Linked DNA regions of Homo sapiens: region 2 is linked to region 1. A link is an interaction called in ENCODE POLR2A ChIA-PET data of the cell type or tissue named here. Cell type or tissue: CD4-positive, alpha-beta T cell. All regions are shown on one strand. Links, peaks and the distances in the headings refer to the core of each region. The heading gives the core; the rest is flanking DNA. Region 1 overlaps PDZD2 (PDZ domain containing 2). Region 2 overlaps PDZD2 (PDZ domain containing 2).

Evidence for each region. Peaks named below come from ENCODE experiments on the same cell type or tissue, not always from the same donor. Only the 100,000 strongest peaks of a DNase experiment are listed, where the experiment ranks them.
Region 2: POLR2A ChIA-PET joins it to region 1 with 5 read pairs; 4 of 35 experiments call an interaction of 5 or more read pairs at or near these places.

The regions. Positions count from the first base shown.
Region 1 is chr5:31,866,241-31,869,047 of GRCh38, forward strand. The region is part of intron 2 of PDZD2 (PDZ domain containing 2); the gene reads left to right. Among named protein-coding and RNA genes, the nearest start is that of MIR4279, 69 kb to the right of the region's middle. In CD4-positive, alpha-beta T cell, for the core only: no CTCF peak of the experiment used is centred there; a DNase peak (open chromatin) is centred at 1,191.
Region 2 is chr5:31,991,753-31,994,559 of GRCh38, forward strand. The region is part of intron 3 of PDZD2 (PDZ domain containing 2); the gene reads left to right. Among named protein-coding and RNA genes, the nearest start is that of MIR4279, 57 kb to the left of the region's middle. In CD4-positive, alpha-beta T cell, for the core only: no CTCF peak of the experiment used is centred there; no DNase peak of the experiment used is centred there.

The sequences.
Region 1 (2,807 bases), core at 87-2,586:
GGCCTGCCTCGGCCTCTGAAATTGTTGGGATTACAGGCATGAGCCACCGCACCCAGCCTCAGGATGGCAACTCTTGAAGTAGAATAATAACATACATATCAAAGCCCTGTGTGTGTTTCCTGTTAGTGCTGTTGGCAGTGCCTTCTAGTAGTGCTGCAGCTGAGCTCAGACTCTTAATTCCTGCTGTCGGCCCGGGCATCTGAGGGCAGAGAGAGGGTGGGTATGACCCCCTGCAGAAGGTGGTGATGGCGTCTGGGAGGATTCGTGCCCTCACAGCTGCTTAGGAGCCTCCCCGACGATACTCTCCCACCACCCTTAAAGGCATCATACCACAAGTGTGCAAATTATTTTTTAAAAAAGAAGAGAAAGGGAAGACAGAAAGCTGCTGACCCTGCCAGCTGACCTCATGTTGGCCATGCTGTCCTGTGGGAGAGGCACCTGTTTCTGTTGCTGTGTTCTTGGGACCCAACGTTTTGGATTCTAGTCTGTATGCGGGTATCATATCTGTGACTATTAGTGAATTTTCATAACTTTGATTTGTGTCCTTATCAGTGTCAGTTCATTCGTGCAGTAAGCAATTACTGAGTGCCAGTTACAGGCAACACACTGCTAGCAATTAGCTGTCATGTTTTTCAGAGTCAGGGGTTCCTTAAGGAACTGAAATAATAGAATTTTCTAGCTAGAAGGGATCTCAGAGCATGTCTAATCCAGCTTCATCCTTCGAAGGTGAAGTTCAGCCCAAAAGGTTCAGGGCTTTGTCTGGAGCACAGTAAATGCCGTGGATGGTAGCAGACCTCCATGCCTTGACTCTGCCTGGAGTTCTTTCCTCATTTTGCTCTGGTTACACCACCTGGTCGTTTCCTGGGTGCTTTCTGGTGCAACTAACCTCCACCAGGTATCCTTTAAAAAGCTTCTCTGCTGCTCTTTATTGCTTCCCTCTGGCTGCAAATGCAAACCAGAAAGTCATGCTCTTGAGCTCATAAAAAAACCTAATGGGATGCAGACAGCAGATTCCAACCTAGACTTCAGCGCAGCCCCAGTGTATACAGTTGGGGGCTATCCAGACCAGCCCACTGCTGCTCTGGAGCATCTCTCCACCTTTAAACTTCAGAGCAGCATTTTATGTGGGTATATGAGGTGCTGGGGTTGGGCTGGGTGAGTTAGTTAAAAGTTGTGTGGTTTTTGGAGCCAGAGCCTCAGCCTCATCTGCAGAAGAAGTGGTTTCCTTCAGGCCAGGTGAGGGCTGCTGGCAGAGCCTTTCTCTGGGAGGCCTTTGCTGCTACACGGAGATCGGTGCTGCTTCTGGTTTGGCCCTTCACGGGTCTATATTTAGTTCAAGGACCAGGGTATCAGGTGTTCCCTACAAAATCAAAATATTTTGGCTCCACTAAATCTACAGCTTCAAGTTGGATTCAGATGGACAAGAAAAAGCCTTTCCTTAATGAAGAGACGCAAAGCAAATTAGACTGCCTGAGAGCAAGCTGAGGTCTGTGTGTGATGAGGTGAATCCTAGTTACTGAGTGTTCCGCCCTCCACGTGTTATATTCTTCTACATATGTGTGTCAGCCAGAGTCCTGATAAATCCCTACCCGTAACTATCAGACAAAGGTTCAGGAAGATTAGGGAAAGGAAGGCAGCAGGTGTGGGGTGGGGCGGGGAGGGGCGGGGCAGAGCAGGGCAGGGGGAGCTGGTGACCTTTACTGAGTGCCTGCTATTTGTCAGGATTTGTGCTGGGAGTTTTAACTGGGGGATCTCACACCTAGATAACTGAGGGTTATCATTTTGCAGATCTGGGCCTGAGGCTCAGAAGGGCCTTGACATACCCTGTGTTGCATAGGTAAGTGGTATGTCACATGGTCACCTCTGTCTGACCCCACACACAAACCATCTCAGTGAAGGAATATTGTTCTAAAAGCAGCTGTTGGCCGGGCGCGGTGGCTCATGCCTGTAATCCCAGCACTTTGGGAGGCTGAGGTGGGTGGATCACGAGGGTCAGCAGTTCAAGGCCAGCCTAGCCAACATGGTGAAACCCTGTCTCTACTAAAACTACAAAAATTAGCTGGGTGTGCTGGCGTGTGCCTTTAATCTCAGCTACTCAGGAGGCTGAGGCAGGAGAATCGCTTGGGCCTGGGAGGTGGAGGTTGCAGTAAGCCAAGATCGCGCCACCTGCACTCCAGCCTGGACGACAGAGCGAGACTCCATCTCAAAATAAATAAATAAATGCAGCTGTCCCGCGTGAGTTTGGGAAAAGCTAGTTAGCATACCTGTCTTGCTTTTCTCAACAATAAAGCAAGGATAAAGTTTGTCACTCCCTCATAGGTTCATGGTGAGGATGGAGTGGGTGAGGGACTGCGCGTAGTGTTCATTACTATGCCGACCGTGGATGCCCTTAATAAAACTTAACTCCTGGGCCCCTTGTTCTGGGTTTGCTGCTGCTGCTTTTTCTAATGGGTTTTGTCACTTTGGAGCCAATTGTTAACATTCTTGAATTACTTTGCTCATTCATAAAATGAGGCTTGCGTTAAAGGTGAGTTTTTTTGTTTGTTTTTGAGACAGAGTCTTGCTCTTTCACCCAGGCTGGAGTGCAGTGGCACGATGTCAGCTCACTGGAACCACCGCCTCCCGGGTTCAAGCAGATTTTCCTGCCTCAGCCTCCAGAGTAGCTGGAACTACAGGCGTGCGCCACCACTCCTGGCTAATTTTTGTATTTTTAGCAGAGATGAGGCTTTGCCATGTTGCACAGGCTGGTCTTGAACTCCTGGCCTCAAATGATCTGCCTGCTTCGGCCTCCCAAAGTTCTGGGATTA
Region 2 (2,807 bases), core at 181-2,680, 130 kb after region 1:
GCACGGTGGCTCACGCCTGTAATCTCAGCACTTTGGGAGGCCGAGGTGGGCAGATCACCAGTGGTCAGGAGTTCAAGACCAGCCTGGCCAATATGGTGAAACCTTGTCTCTGCTAATAATACAAAAATTAGCTGAGTGGATGTGGTGGTGTGCACCTGTAATCCCAGCTACTCGGGAGGCTGAGGCAGGAGAATCACTTGAACCCAGGAGGCAGAGGTTGCAGTGAGCCAAGATTGTGCCATTGCACTTCAGCCTAGGTGACAGAGTGAGACCCTGTCTCGAAAGAAAAAAACAAAACAACAACAAAAAAAACTGCTAACATTTACTTCTTGTTGCTTGTGTCTTCCTTTGTAGTCCTCTGAACTCCCTTCATTAGATGATCAGAAATTCCAAGGTGAGGAAACTTGCATTAATTTCTTTGGACACTCCCCTCCTATCTCCTACTTTCAATTAAAAAAAAATTATGTTATCGGATAAAAGTGAAAAAGAAGGTCTGTTTCTTGAGTAGTGTAGTTGGGGGCTGTATTACAGATTAGTGATTTCTGCCCTCTGAAGCCAGTTTTATTTGTTAAGTGTTTTGCATGACTTTATTTTTAACGAGTTTTGTGGTTTGGGGCTGGGGGCAGGCAAGTGGAGTGGAAATGTGGGTGCTCTTGATGGAAAGTGTCTTGAACTCTTCTGTCAGTATATATATATATACATTTGAGCTGATATTGTATTCCCATGAACATCGTTTTGCATGTTTCTTGTCACATGTCCTACTTCTAAAAGTATTTAAAAATTAGAAAGGAATGTACCTAGTATTGTCACATCCTTTGTTAACCATACTTACATGTTTTGTTTAACAAAGAGGAGGGGAAAAGGAGAAAAGAATGGTGGTGTAAACTAGTAAGGGGGATGGATAGGTTTTTACTAATTTGCGCTAAAACCCAAATAGATTTTCTTATTTCTGGACTCTAAGAATGGTCCTTGTTGCTCTTGGGAAAGAGGTTCACAGCTTTTCTGTCCTGGGGGAGGAAGAAACACTCATCTTCTAGACCCCAGCAGCCAGAGCATATCTTCCACGGAAAAAAACAGCCAGCATCCTTCTCTCAAGTGTGCCTCTTCCATGGAAAAAAAAAAAAAAAGCCACCATCCTACTCTCGCGTGTGCCGTGAGGCCGCCACAGGGCTGCTCCCTATGCTGGCGTGGGAGGCCCAGAAAGCCAGGACAACATCCAGTCAGCACATCCCTGATTCTGTTCTTTTCAATGGTATCCACTAGGCCATCGGGCCCCATTGGAAGTGTTGAAAGTTGCCATCTTGGTGGTTGCACTGCTCCTCAAGGATGGCTTTTTGGAAGTAGTAGAGCCATGAGAGACTTCGAAGGCCAGGGAGGATGTTTCTGAATGGGGAAGGGAAAGGTGTTCCAGAGGTCAGAGGCAGCAAACCAAAAACCATAGAGTCCAAAATGAGGTGATTGGATGAAATAGAGATCATTGACAAGTTCATGAACTACTGTGGTAAGCCAGTGACTTCTGAAGTTACATTTGGCCAGACAGGCTTCATTTGACTGTGGTCAGGGGATGGAGGAGACAGTTGGCACCAGCGTCTGTTCCTGGGATAGCGGAGCCCCACCGAACAGCACGCTACCCGAAGGAGTGTGGGATCCAACAGGTCTCTGTCTGCTAATAATTTCCCCAGACATTCCTATTGCTGCACATCAATGACTGCCCAACATCTGTTTTTTTTACTGTTGCATAAAGTTTCATTTCAGTTTCTGACTGTGTATTTCAGATTTTCTAAATGCCACACATTCTTTCTCCTTTGCAAGCAGCTTGAACAGGCAGGTTGCCTATTTCTAGGGGGATGGTGGCTTTGTCCATGTTGTACCTTAACGGTTCCATTGGACTTTTCATGATGGATGTTAAAAGCAGATGGCTTTTGTTTCATATGTTGTTTCATATATCATATGTCATTTGTTTCATATGAAGATGGCTTTTGTTTCATATGTCTTGTGACTCAGGCCCATATAGCTAGGGCTAAAAAGAGCTACAGGGGTGAGTCTGAAGTGAGACCCCAAAGTAAATCACTTTGGAAAGTTTTGCTTTCATTTCTCTAAATAGCTAAGGACTTGGGGGAAGTCAACAGTTTTGCAGTGAGCATATGTGTGTGTCCTTGGAGTGAAGTAAGGAGACAAGCAGAGGATAAACCAAGGTGGAAAAGCTATCAGCAATCAGATGGCTTAGAGACATTGATTAGTTTATTTATTTATTTATTGTTTTTGTTTTTTTTGTTTGTTGGGGGGATGGAGTCTCACTGTGTCACCCAGGATGGAGCACAGTGGTGTGATCTCGGCTCACTGCAACCTCCACCTTCTGGGTTCAAGCGATTCTCCTGCCTCAGCCTCCTGAGTATCTGGGATTATAGGTGCCCACCACCACGCCTGGCTAATTTTTTTATATTTTTAGTAGAGATGTTGGACAGGCTGGTCTTGAACTCCTGACCTCTGGTGATCCCCCCACCTTGGCCTCCTCAAAGTGCTGGGATTACAGGCATGAGCCACCACGCCCAGCCTGTTTTTTGTTTTTTTTTTAAAGATTTTTATAGGGGTTGAAGCATTTCTTAAATGTATTTAGGGAACGTGCAGCCCAGTGTCTGTGGCAGTGGGTATCAAATTCATCAATTAATTTTTTGTTTTGGTTTCTCTACCAAACGTCTCATTTATATGTTTTAAGGAAGTTTGAGATTCAATTCAATATGGTGTTTTTTGTTTTTTTGGTGATGGAGTCTTGCTTTGTCTGGAGTGCAGTGGCACCATCTTGGCCC